Regions from separate parts of the Homo sapiens genome. Here region 1 is linked to region 2. Evidence: chromatin contacts called from ENCODE Hi-C or POLR2A ChIA-PET data. All regions are on one chromosome and are shown on one strand. Each heading gives the region's core, a stretch centred on a gene start or an enhancer-like site at or near the end of the contact. The rest is flanking DNA. Distances are from core to core; before and after follow the strand shown. Region 1 holds the start of LARP1 (La ribonucleoprotein 1, translational regulator). Region 2 holds the start of CYFIP2 (cytoplasmic FMR1 interacting protein 2).

Evidence for each region. A loop is a pair of places that touch in the nucleus more often than their neighbours do. ChIA-PET counts read pairs that join two places held with the same protein, here RNA polymerase II (POLR2A). Pooled maps may share reads with other maps.
Region 1: a map of CD8-positive, alpha-beta T cell shows a loop between it and region 2 (7-fold over the local background). The contact joins the promoter of LARP1 here to the promoter of CYFIP2 in region 2. A Hi-C loop is called at or near these places in 2 of 168 maps with a recorded cell type or tissue (B cell and CD8-positive, alpha-beta T cell), 6 of 37 single-sample maps with no recorded cell type and 11 of 50 pooled maps. POLR2A ChIA-PET finds 5 or more read pairs at or near these places in 2 of 52 experiments (BJ and GM12878).

What each region holds. Positions count from the first base shown.
Region 1 is chr5:154,751,612-154,758,427 of GRCh38, forward strand. It overlaps LARP1 (La ribonucleoprotein 1, translational regulator), which reads left to right and starts at 3,766. Exons shown (of 19, transcript NM_033551.3): 1 at 3,766-4,582. The coding sequence starts at 4,147. LOC112267936 (a long non-coding RNA gene) reads right to left here and starts at 3,409. Exons shown (of 2, transcript XR_002956231.2): 1 at 2,168-3,409; 2 at 63-966. RefSeq lists silencers at 3,144-3,293, 3,544-3,883, 3,924-4,333, 4,374-4,453, 4,734-4,843 and 1 more and an enhancer at 5,764-5,823.
Region 2 is chr5:157,260,923-157,267,372 of GRCh38, forward strand. It overlaps CYFIP2 (cytoplasmic FMR1 interacting protein 2), which reads left to right and starts at 5,201. Exons shown (of 31, transcript NM_001037333.3): 1 at 5,201-5,273. RefSeq lists a silencer at 5,108-5,627 and an enhancer at 6,308-6,417.

The DNA of each region.
Region 1 (6,816 bases), core at 2,516-5,015, 2.5 Mb before region 2:
TTCCTGATGTTTCAGTTACCTGTGGCCAACTGTGGTCAGAAAATATTACATACAATAAGATGTTTTGAGAGAGAAAGAGCACAGTCACATAAATTTTATTACTGTCTATGGTTATAATTGTTCTATTTTATTATTTATTGTTGTTTATCTCTTACTGTGCCTAATTTATATATTAAACTTTATTATAGGTAAGTATATATAGGAAAAACATAGTATATATAGAGTTTGGTACTATTTGGGGTTTCAGGCATGCACTGGGATAAGGGAGGATGACTGTATTTAGAAATATATGCATATAAAATACCATAGTTGGTTAGGAATCAAAAAAACCTGAATTCAAATCCCAATTCCATCATTTTTTTATTAAAACTTAAAAAAAATAGAGACAGGGTCTCACTGTGTTGTCCAGGCTGATCTCTAACTCCTAGGTTCAAGTGATCCTCCTGCTTTGGCCTTTCAAAGTGTTAGGATTACAGGTGTGAGTCACTATGCCCAGCCCCAGTTTCATTATTTTAATGTAGAAAAAACTACTGGATTTAGGATAAAGAGATTCAGGTATGAGACCTAGCTCTGTCTGGCTCTGCTGTGTGACTTTGGATAAGGAACTTTACTTTTCTTTTTCTTCCTTTTTCTTTTCTTTTCTTTTTTTGAGATGGAGTTTTGCTCTGTCACCTAGGATGGAGTGCAGTGGGGTGATCTCGGCTTACTGCAACCTCCGCCACCTGGGTTCAAGCAATTTTCATGCCTCAGCCTCCTGAGTAGCTTGGATTACAGGTGTGCGCCACCATGCCCAGCTAATTTTTGTATTTTTAGTACAGACAGTGTTTCGCCATGTTGGCCAGGCTGGTCTTGAACTCATGACCTCAGGTGATCTGCCTGCCTCAGCCTCCCAAAGTGCCGGGATTACAGGTTTGAGCCACTGTGCCCGGCCTTGGACTTCACTTTTCTGAACTTTGGTTTCTTCATCTGCAAAACAAGGAGAATGAGTAATCATTATGATTCCTTTTTCCAGTTCTAACAGCTTCTAAGCCTAAGATGTTGTCTCGGCCGGGCATGGTGGCTAACACTTGTAATCCCAGCACTTTGGGAAGCTGAGGTGGGCAGATCACCTGAGGTCAGGAGTTTGAGACTAGCCTGGCCATTATGGTGAAACCCCATCACTACTAAAAATACAAAAATTAGCTGGGCATGGTGGCGGGCGCCTGTAATTCCAGCTACTCAGGAGGCTGAGGCAGAAGAATTGCTTGAACCCGGGAGGCGGAGGTTGCAGTGAGCTGAGATCCCACCACTGCACTCCAGCCTGGGCGACAGAGTAAGAGTCAAAAAAAAAAAGATGTTGTTTCACACAGGTCTCTTACTTTCTCTGGCCCTAGTTTGTCTCTCTCTGGGGCAGAGCAGGCCCAGGGTAGGCAGATCTCAGTACCCCTCCACCCTCTACACAGCAGGGCCTGGCCATGCTTGTTCAACCCTGTTTCTGACTGCTGAGTAGCATGAACGAGTTTCTTGTCCACACAGTGCCCTCGTACCCTCACGAGTTCTCAGGGGTCAGGGGAGGGTACTTCTCTACCTCCAATTACAAAAAGAACAACTAACAATAATAATTATGTCCCCTATTAACAAAGTTTAGAGAGGGTCTAGAGTGAATAATCTCTTCAGGGATTACTTATCAATAAATTTGTAAAAATAAAGCTGTGCATGGTGGCACGTGCCAGTGGTCCTAGCTACTTCGAAGGCTGAGGTAGGAGGATGGCTTGAGCCCAGGAGTTTGAAGCTGCAGTGAGCCATGATCACAATGACTGCACTCCAGCCTGGGTGACAGACCTCATCTCTTCAAATAAATAAATAGTGCATTTCAGTGGCAATGTGCAATAATTTACCTTCTGATTAAGAGTACATGTAATGAACTTAGTAGATTCCTGGTTTAATTCATTGAGTAACATTACCTTCCTTGGTAGCTCTTTTGACGTACTGGCTTGTCTATAAAATTTACACAGCACCTTGACTAACATTGTCTCACTTGACCTTCACATGAGCTCAGAGGGTGGAAGCAAGTCAGGCATTATTTACCCCCATTTTTCCACCAGGAGAGGGGTCCAGGGAAGTGCGGCTAGCTGGCCAAGGCTTGGAGGCTGAATAACCCAAGAGTTGGAAGTAGACATGGCATTACCTGGCTATCCCTACCAGTACTTCTCCCCCATACTGGTTACAACAATCCTACAGCTCAGCTTTGCTGGCTGGGGCAGTTCCAAGAGGCTTTTCATTCAGTCTTCTCCTAGATCCAGCAGGTCGTGTGCTCTAATTCTTGTTTTGGAGATGGCCAACATTCCAGGCTGTTATGTTATGTGAGCACGTGGGATCACAGCCAGTCAGAAGCCAGGACTTCTCCAAGTGAAGTCATAAGCACCAAAGGGATCTTGCTAGACACGCAGATTTCTGGGTCCAGTCCCAGACCGAGCCTGATTCCTAATACTTTGGCATCTGCGTTCAAAGAAGTCTTCCCTTATCACCCAAACAAAAGTAGCCCATCTAGTCTAACTGATTACCACAGTTTAACTATTGTCTTCATAGATACTAGACAATAATTTATTACTTGTTTATTGTCTCTTTCCCCACCTTAGAATAAATTCCATGAGGATAGGGACTTTGTTAGCCTAGTTTATACCAAACCCGTTTCCTAGAACCCTGCAAGGCCCCCACAGTACGAGGTCAGTAAGTATTGAATCGAATGTACACTGAAGTTTGAAACTGCTGTCATACACTGCTCCTTCATTTTACAATAGAGAAACTGAGGCCCACGAAGCTGGAAGTCACTGCTGCAGAGATGGTAAGGGGGCAGGGCCAGGATAAAATCTCAGATCTCAGAAGTCCCAATCCAGGGACGGTTCAACTCCGCCCAAAGCAATTCTTTAGAAAAAAAACGACATCCACTTGAAAGAAAAGACATTTCCTGCCCATAAATACAAGGTTTCGCGGCGGGGAGAAGGGCCTGGCCTGGGTGAGGGCTTTAGTAATTCCGTTCCCACTTCCTAGGCGCCGGCTGCCCGCAAGGGCTAAAGACTCGCTTTCCAGGCCCGGAGTTGAACCCATCTCCGGGTAGTGTCGAGGCCAGGCCCAGCGGCGGCGAGGCGCGGAGCACAACCCACTGAGGTGCGGACGGCTCACCCAACCAAGGTCACCCGGGCGGGGACCGAAGGGGCCAGGCCCGCCGGGCACAGGGGAGGGGGCGGCGTTGGCGCGTCCTCGGGGCGGATGAGGGTCCTCCCTTCGGCCTCCTAGAAGTCAGGAATGACACTAATGGCTCCTTCCCCTGAATCTGACACCCAGCCTAAAGAGCACGAGCAGGCCCGGCAGGCCGCGTGGCCGGGTCCCATGTGCTCCACCTGAGGCCGCTCTCACGCGCTGGCCCTTTAAGATACCTCCCCTCCTCGCCCAGCCTTCTCTCCTATCCCCGTCAGCGCCCCCACCGACAACTCCCGAATTGCATCAGGCACGTGCTCGCCCCCGTCCGGTCTGAGCGTCCCTACCCCCAGCCCGGGAGGTGCTCTGAGGAATCGGAGACGAGGGGCGGGGCGAGGGGCAGGACCGCGTAGCCGTGCGCGCGCCGTCCCGCCGCCTCCTGCCCGCCCGTCGCCCAGGGCCCGGCCAGCGGCGCGCCCCCGCTGCGCCGTCCCCTCCCCTCGCCCGCCGCGTCGTGAGGCGCGCGCCCGCCCGCCGCCTGCCGCGGATCGCGTGGTCTGCTTGGCTCGCCGCGCCTCTCCCCCGTCCGTCCATATTGCTGCAGCCCCCGAGCCGGGAAGCCCGGGCCGCCCCGGGGGCGGGGGGGAGGGAGGGACGGGACTAGAAGCCTGCCGGGCTCGGGGTGGGGGCGTCTTGCGAGGAACGGGCGGGGGGGGACGCACGCCTAGGAGGCCTGGACTGCAGAGTGGGGGGCCTTCCTCCCCCCCCGCCCCGCTAGTGGGCCTCGGATTTACGGCGGCTGCATCTAACTGGGAGGGGGCCGCACCTCGCGTGAACCCCGACCCTTCTCTGCAGGGACTGGGGCCCAGCGCCCCGGAGGAAGGCGTCGCGGGCGCTCTGCTAGCCAAGTTCGAGGCGGGGGAGGCAGCCTCGGGCGCGCCCGGCTTCTCCGGGGGGGCGGGCGCGCAGATGGCCACTCAGGTGGAGCCGCTGCTGCCTGGGGGCGCCACGCTCTTGCAGGCCGAAGAGCACGGGGGGCTGGTGAGGAAGAAGCCGCCGCCGGCGCCCGAGGGCAAGGGCGAGCCCGGGCCAAACGACGTCCGCGGGGGGGAGCCGGACGGCAGCGCTCGGAGACCCCGGCCGCCCTGCGCCAAGCCGCACAAGGAGGGCACCGGGCAGCAGGAGCGCGAGAGCCCGCGGCCGCTGCAGCTGCCCGGCGCCGAAGGCCCGGCCATCAGCGACGGGGAGGAGGGCGGCGGCGAGCCAGGCGCTGGCGGAGGAGCTGCCGGAGCCGCGGGCGCGGGGCGCCGGGACTTCGTGGAAGCCCCCCCGCCCAAGGTGAACCCGTGGACTAAGAACGCATTGCCGCCGGTCCTGACCACCGTGAACGGACAGTCCCCCCCAGGTGGGTCTCCCTCCTTGCCCTCCTGGGTCCGGGGGCCTCTTCCGGGGACATGGGAGTCCCCTCCCCCAGCACCTCCAGGGCCCCGGGGTCTGCTACCGGTCATGGTGACTCGGGACTTTTTAAAATTGCCTCCTGGTTGATCCTGGTCGCCGCGCCCTCCCCCCCACCGTACACTCAGGGACCTGCCCCTGCCCGAGGGCCCGGCCTCCGGGAGGCTACGGCCACCGCCTGGGCCGCAGCGGTTAGTGGGCAACGGTGTGGTTCGGGCCTACCTCGTCGGCAGAGGGTGGGCGCTGGTTTCAGTGAAACGATCCCCACCGCATGCTGGTGTAAGAGACGGTTTCTGGTTTGAACCTTCCTCTGGAAGCCCCTCTTCCCACCCCGCCCGGCGCTCCCCGTTTTGGTAGCGTTGCGAGCGTCCCCATGTTGTAAATGTTTAATGAGCATATGTCACGGGCAACCCAGTGCCCGGCGCGGAGTACATGCTGGCCGCACGGATGCGGGGATTAAAAGTTAACAAGTTTTGTTCTCGGGGAGATGAAATTGGGCTTTAGAATCGCCATTTGGAGACGGGTTGAGGGGTCAGTTGTGGGGAGAAGAAACCCATCGTGTCATCGAATTCGGTGGTTTCCCTCCCCGATCCCGGGCACCTTCCGCCTTAAGAAGGAGCCCGATGGCGAGTGTGCTGGGGGAGCCAGTTAGGAGGTTGGCGGAAAATGTGAGGCGGGTGAGGGGCCTGCGGCGACTTGAGGGGCGTGTGGCGGCGGGGGAGGGAGTGGCCGGCCTGGGCGGGCGGGTGACAGTTGGGCGCCATGCGCCGCGCCGGCGGCCCGCGGGCCGCTCGGCCTCGGCGTTCGGTGCGGGCCGCGGCGCTGGGGGTGGCAGGAGGGTGCGGGCCCGCGGCGCGGCCCGAGTGTGCGTGTGCGCGGCGCGGGTGTGTGCGCGTCCCCCCTTCCCAGCATTCCTCTGCAGCCGGGACAACGTGGTGCCTCCCCGCGCGGGGAGCGGCATGTGACTGCCGACCGGCGCTCCGCGAGTCCTCCCTCTCCCTCCTCCGCGTTTTGGTCCTTTTGGACCGTGCCCCTTTCCGGGGGGAGGTAAGGGGTGCAGGAAATCCCAGCAGAGCCGTGTCAGCGTGGGGGGAGAGGCGGTGCAGAATATGGAGTCTGCTCTTGCATTGCCTTTGCCGAGAATAGATCGTCGGCTTGGGTGGGGGGGGCGCGCCCACTCTCCTCTCTCGGCCGGCGTATAGGGCGGGTCTCCATTCTTTGGTTTTGGGTCCGTTTGTGGTGGGTCGGTTTTAAAATTGTCTTGCAGTTGGAATGATGGCCTCTGGTCGTAGCCCTGGTGCTTTTAAAAAACTCACCTGCCGTAGCTGGTTGAGGCTAACTGGTTTAAACCATCAAAAATAAAGGGGGAGCTTAATGTCTTCACCGTCAAAGGAGTAGAAGCACTGCTAGTCCTAGGGAAGCCAGAATAGCCAGTCCTGAAAACAGCATGTTGCAATTTTTATTTCTTTTCAGGTTGCTTCATTTGGAGGAGGGGACATTTGGGGTTTACTAACAGTCCTTCATACTGTGTTCTCTTCCTTCCCCCCTGCTCCCCTTCCCCCCTGCTCCCCTTCCCCCCTGCTCCCCTTCCCCCCTGCTCCCCTTCCCCCCTGCTCCCCTTCCCCCCTCCTCCCCTTCCCCCTTCCTCCCCTTCCCCCCTCCTCCCCTTCCCCCCTTTCCCTTCCAGAGCCCTTTTATGCAAAAGACAGTGCTGAAACCTCCGTTTTCTTTCAGTCCCTCCTATCCACCCACAGAGTGAAGGAAAACAACTTTAAAACACTCTTTGGTCCTTCTCCCCTCTTTAAACTCAAAAGGGTATAATCATCCCCGGGAGAGAGCACTCCTTTTAAATGGGGCTACTCATCCTGGCTTGGCTAATGGTGAACCTACCTTGTGGGTTTTAAATCAACCGTGACATCAGGTGGTATTGGGTGCCTGAGCTGGCATTTTGTGTAAGTCCAGGAGCCCTTGATAGTGTGCGTCACTGGGGTTATTGATCGTGGGAAGAAGACAGCTTGGCTGGCATCTCACCTTTTCCTCTGAGTGGAGAAGCTGACTTGCTTTAAGTGCCCAAAGCAAAATTCTGAGTAAGGGTAGATTTGCTCTGTTATTGTTTTTTGGAATCTTAAGGCAAGAGAGTGTCTACTTGTTGGTTTAGAACCTTTGGAATAGGTTTTGACAGCC
Region 2 (6,450 bases), core at 3,951-6,450:
GCTATCTCTTGGTCAGCAGAAGCTGCTTCTCCTGTTATCGTGACATTTTTTAAGCCAAACCTCTTTCTAAAATTATCAAACCATCTTTGCTGGCATTAAATTCTTCAGCTTTAGATCCTTCACCTTTCTTTTGCTTTAAATTGTCATATAATGACTTCACTTTTTCCTGACTTATATTAGAGTCTATGGGTACGTCTTTCTTATAGCAATCTTTATAGCAACGCACCCACCTAAAACCTGCATTTTCAATATGAGCTAAAATGGTATTTAACAAAAAGTGCAAGGTTTTCATACCTGCTGGGAGCCGCAGCTACGGCTTCATGAATTTTCTTTCCTTCTTTCTCTCTTTCTCTTTCTTTCTTTCTTTTTACAGTGGTCCTTATGCTAAATTCATTCATCTTAAAATGATGGACAACTGCAGCTGCAGACCTCAATCTATGGTACATATCAAGAAAATTCAGCTTTTTTCTTGTAATGTTATGACTTTTCTCTGCTTTTTGGGAACACTTTCAGCATCACTAGTGTCACTTCATGTGGGTTCCATGGTGTTATTCAAGGTTTGCTGTATTACACTAAACATGATGAAAAATGTTTCATCATGAGAGATGAATTGCTCACTCAGAGATGATTAGCATCACACAGCACTTGAAGTGGATACTGGCAACACTTGAGTTCACCACAATAGCAACAAGAGATGGCCACAGGCCAGGCGTGGTGGCACACACCTGTAATCCTGGCACTTTGGGAGGCCGAGACGGGAGGATCACCTGAGATCAGGAGTTCGAGACCAGCCTGGCTAACATGGTGAAACTACATCTTTACTAAAAATACAAAAATTAGCCAGGTGTAGGGGCACATGCCCATAATCCCAGCTACTCGGGAGGCTGAGGCAGGAGAATCACTTGAACCTGGGAGGCGGAGGTTGCAGTGAGCCAAGATCATGCCACTGCACTCCAGCCTGGGCGACAGAGTGAGACTCTGTCTCAAAAAGAAAATCATAATAATAATCCCATTTTTGAGCATTTATTATGTACCAGACTCTGCTTAGTGTGTTACATTATCATTTCATATAACCTTCACAAGAATCTAAGGGATATACTTTTTTGTTTTGTTTTGTTTTGCTTTGTTTTGATACAGTGTTTTGCTCTGTTGCCCAGGCTGGAATGCAGCCGCACCATCTTTGCTCACTGCAACCTCCACCTCCTGGGCTCAAGCAATTCTCTTGCCTATAAAATGAGGCAATTTTGAGCAAGTGGTCAGGTTCTATCTACAGAATGGCCAATGTAAATTCTGTAACTGACCATCAAGTTTATCTTTTCCTGCCACCCACATAAATACTTAGAACCAAATGTGTTAGCAAGCTCATAGCAGGTAGAGCTGTGATTGATTTTTGTTTTGTTTACATTTTGGTCTTATGTACATTCGATTCTCCATCTCATCTCTCTACTCTTTTCCTTCTTTTTAAAAAATTTCTTGCTGATTTTTAATTTTTTAACATAATGTATTCCTGTAACTTACATTTAATATGTTTTTAGAATAAGGTAGCATATTAGTAAACAAATGGACTTAGCTTGGAAGAGGGAAAGTGAGGCTGTATGAGATTGTGGTAAAAAGCATGGGTTTGACTTCACTACCTTGGGCAAATTATTAAACCTTAATTGCCTCAATTATAAAAATGGGAAAAATGATTGTATTTTCCTTATAGAAAAATTACGAAAAATTAAATGAGGTAATGTACTTGGTAAATGTTAGCCATTATTATTATTATCATTATTTATGTTTTCCCTTCATGCCCATTCCAGATACTTCATTACTGGTGTCTATAAAGCAGGGTCTCCTGATAGTTTTAAAATACATATATATATATATATTTTTTTTTTTTTTGAGACAGAGTTTTGCTCTTGTTGCCCAGGCTGGAGTGCAACAGTGTGATCTCGGCTCACTACAACTTCCACCTCCCGGGTTCAAGCAATTCTGCCTCACCCTCCTGAGTAGCTGGGATTACAGGCGCTCGCCACCATGCCCAGCTAATTTTTTGTATTTTTAGTAGAAACTGGGTTTCACTATGTTGGCCAGGCTGGTCTCGAACTCCTGACCTCAGGCAATCCACCTGCCTCGGCCTCCCAAAGTGCTGGGATTATAACTTGAAGCTTTTCTAAAACACAAGGTAATGTTGCCACATGGACAACATGTGGGCCACAGCTTTGCAAGTACCAAAGCAATTCTTATTGATATCCTCTACCATTTCATTGCTGATGCACAGCTTGGGGTTGGATGTGAAGGAAATCTGAAGGCAGTAGACAGACAGCTATACATTTCAGTGGCAAAGTTTAAAAATGTCACCTATGGGTGTTCATTCCATCCATTTTTACTGAACTCCTGTTAAGTACCAGGCTCCAAGGATGCAATGGGAAAGCAAGACAGACATATCCCTGCTCCCTTAGATTTTATGGTCTCATGGTGGAATACAGGGAAGTGTGTTGACAATTATAATGCAGACTAATACGTGGGGTGATAGAGGGAGCCCAGGCAGCTAAGGACACATAGACAACTAATCTCAAGCTAACCCAGACATGTAGGAATCTTGGAGGAAGCGACATCTAGAGGAATACCAGGAAGATGAACAGAACTTCATCAGGTAAACTGGGAAAAAGTGTGGAATGTGGAGGGAGGGAATGGGGGGACAGAAACTGCCATTGAAGAAGCCTTGCATGTACGAATGTCGAGCACAACAGAGAACACAGCAAGTTTGAGGAACTAAAAGCTGTTCCTTTTAGCTGAAGCACAGCAAGCTTGTTCACATGGAGAGATAGCTGCCAGCTCTTAAAGACCCTCTCCGGCCACTGGAGAGTTTGGGCTTCATCGGGGGGCAGTGGGGAGCTAGGGAAGTGCCTTAAGCCTGGGAGGGACGTGCCCTTTAACTCATGTAATTTTCCACATTCAGAGGGAAGTTGGAGAGCATCCAACTTACTTCACTTAACAGGTGAGGAAACAGGGGTGAGGCTCCTTGCCTAAGATCATTCTTCTGTTAGTTGCAAAACTAGAACCAAAAGGCAAGCCTCTGGATTTCCAACACAGTGGCTTCAAAAGACCATACTGCTCTCCTTTATACACAAATAGAACTCAGAGGTCGGAGTTATTTTTGCCTAAGATCTAACCAAATATATATGTAATAGTCTTTTCTGTTTTTAGGCAACTTGTTCCTGAAGGTGAAAAGACAGGGAAGGAACAACAGGGAGAAATACGTCTTCCAAAAAACTATACCATCTGCAATAATATGCCCCTTAGAATGAAAATCTGATTTATTGGGATTCTCATTGTTAAGTATTTGTAATCACTGAACTTGAAATCCCAAGGATCACGGTGGAAAATGAAACATTTTTTAAAAAGGAAACCTCAGTTCTGTTTTTAAACCCATCCTCCACAAACACCCCCACAGCTTTTCACACTGAACCAGGGAAGAAATGTATGTGTGTGTATATATATATATATATAAGTCATTTTTTTCCGAAATAGCAATTTGAATTGGAATTAGCGATTTAAGATCAAACCACAAGGAATTATGGATTCTGAGCACGTGGGAAATAAGGTGAGATCAGTAAAGGAAAGCAAAGGCTTCCACAAGTCCTTTGCTGGAGCTTGAATAACGGGGCTCCTCCACAAATTGCCCTTATTAGGAACAGCTGAGTGATTAAGTATAAATTTGTGGGCCTTAGGAAACCACTCCTTATATCTACATACACTCCACAATGTCTCAAATGTTTTCAAATTATTTACCCTGTAAGGTATAAAGGGCAACTGTTATTCCCTGTGTTGCAGATACGGTGACCTCTGTGGAGCAGAGTGGTGAAGTGACCTGCTCAGGTGTCTCAAGGTTAGAATTTGGTGCAGCCTGACTTCAGCCTGGTCTGAAGGCCTACCAGGCTGGATTTCAATGAGAATTGTTTCTTTCTCTTTTTCTTTTCTCTCTTTCTTTCTCTTCTTTCTTTCCTTCTCTTCTTTCTCTCTCTTTCTTTTTCTTTCTTCCTTTCTCTCTCTCTCTCTCCCCCCGTCTCTCTCTTTCATTCTTTTTTTTTTTTTTTTGAGACAGAGTCTCACTCTGTCACCCAGTCTGGAGTGCGGCGGCAGGATCATAGCTCACTGTAGCCTCAATCTCCCAGGCTCAAGCAATCCTCCCACCTCAGCCTCCTGAGTAGCTGGGACAAAAGGTGGATGCCACCACACCCATCTATTTTTTTTTTTTTTTAATTTTTAGTAGAGATGAAGTTTCGTTGAGTTGCCCAGGATGGTCTCCAATTCCTGAGCTCAAGCAATCCTCTCTCCTCGGCCTCCCAAAGTTTTGGTATTACAGGTGTGAGCCACCGCTGGGCAGATAATTGCTTCTTTAAAGAGCCCGACACGGCAGATAAGCCTTGAAGAGAAAGGTACCTGTCCTCTCAGTGCTTCCTGCCACCTATTTGTCCGTTAGGCAATTCTTCCAGAATGAAGTTGAGGCAGGCCCCTGTAAAAGAGGTGGCAGCTTCAGGGACTCTTCTCCAGGGAACTGGAAGGGAGCGGAAGAACTTATTCTTAAGCGAAGGAGCCCTATCAGCGACCAAGCTCAATTGGTGGAAGGCCCCTTCCCCTAGCCCCAGTTGCATCTTCTGTCACTTCACCCTGCTCCTTCTCCTCAGAGCACTTTGGGCTGTAACTGGACGTTTGCTAGGTTAATTTACACCTGTTTCTCCTGGCAGGTGATAAAACTCCAAGGGGGCAGGACCCTGTCTTTTGTACACCAGTGCACACCCAAGTCCTGGCACGGTACTTGGAACAGGATAGGTAATCAATAAAGACTGGGTTGATAAAAGAGCACTTGGAAATCATGTGGGGCCAATAAGATCCGAACGCGGCCGAAGCTCTCGTCCTCGGGTTGCTGCAGGTGTGGTTCCCGGTGATGGAGGCCGTGGAAGAAGCCTTCCCTCCCTTTCCCGCCCCCAGGGCAGGAAGCCTGGGGGCTGAGCGGTCCTCCGAAACCGAGAGGCAGGTCCTGGGTGCGCCGGCGGTACAGCGGAGAGCGTGGAGAGACCCTCGCCGCAGCCATTTCCTGCCCTTTGTGTGACAGCCGCTGCGGCGAAGGGGCGGGCGCTGGGTGGGGGCGGAGCCGCGGCGGGCGGAGCAGCGGGGCCGGGGCGGGGCCGAGCGCGGCGCAGCGGAGCGGGGCAGAGCATCCTGCGCCCCGGCGCGGGGCCCTGCGGTAGCCTCAGGCCCCTCCCCTGGACCCGCCGCAGAGCCAGGTAAGCGGCCCTCGCAGGCCTCGGGCCGGGCACGGGGACTAGGATGCCGCCGGGGACGGGGATGAGGCCGTGAGGATGCGCGAAGGGCCGCCCCCTCTCCCGGCCCGCGGGGGGCGCTCGGCGCTGTGCCCGGGCTAGCCCGAGGCCCGGCCTCAGGCCCCACGCGGCCCCTTTCCCCCTCGGACCCACCGTGCGTCCCGCGGCACGGACCCTCTGCCCGGGAGGCGCGGGCACATCGCGGAGCTCCGGCGCGGCGGCGGGGGAGCCGCAGCAGCAGGTGCGCGGCCTGGGCCGGAGCCGCCAGCCCGGGAGGAGGCGGTGCTAATCTCAGGGACCGGAGACACCTGCAGCGGCCGCGAGCCCGGCAGCGGCGACATCCTCGAGTCCAGGTACTGCAGAGCGCTGGCCCCTGCCTCTGCCGCCGTGACCACCGTCACCTCCCCCAGGGCCAGCGAGAGCCGCCTGGGCCCGCCTGGCAGCCGCCTCGGGCACACAGAACGTGTGATGGGTGGGGCGAGGGGCGCAGCGTCGATGTTTGGGGGCGGAGGGCTTTGATGAGAGAGGAGCAGGTCTGACCCGCTTGGAAGCTTTCTGGCCTACACTAGCATCGCTCACCAAGCTGGCTGCGGGCACGGTGGAAGTGGGGGAAGGGGATGAGTGGGCTGACTCCTGGGGGAAAAGGTGGTTTTTTTCTTGAGCTCTGAAGAACCAGGAAGATGCTTGCCTGTCTGTTGTGGCGTCTACTTTTCAGGTCAGCCCTACCCCTCACCCCAAAGAACAGCCCACCTATGTGCAAAAGAAGAGGAGGAGGTGCTCTCTGCTTGGGGATGGGGGCAGGTAGCATGTTCCACATAAGTATGGCCCTCTATATCCAGAACCCGGCTGGAAAGGACACTGACAGCCCAGGTGCCTCCCCAGCACAGGGAATCTGATTTTGACCTTTGCTTGCCTACTTTCCCCAGCACAGTGGAAACACTCACCAGGGCTGATGAGCCATCAGCTGTCCTTCCAGCTAGGCCAAGAATGGGACAAGGATCTTTTTCTGCTAGTTCCTGGGTGCCTGTGCCCTCAGCATGGGCAGGGAGACGGAGGCAGGCCTGCTGGCAGGAGGGGCAAATCAGGAGACTGTCGGTTCCTGTGTTCCCATTTCCTGCCTCCTGTCTGTGTCCCAGTTAGG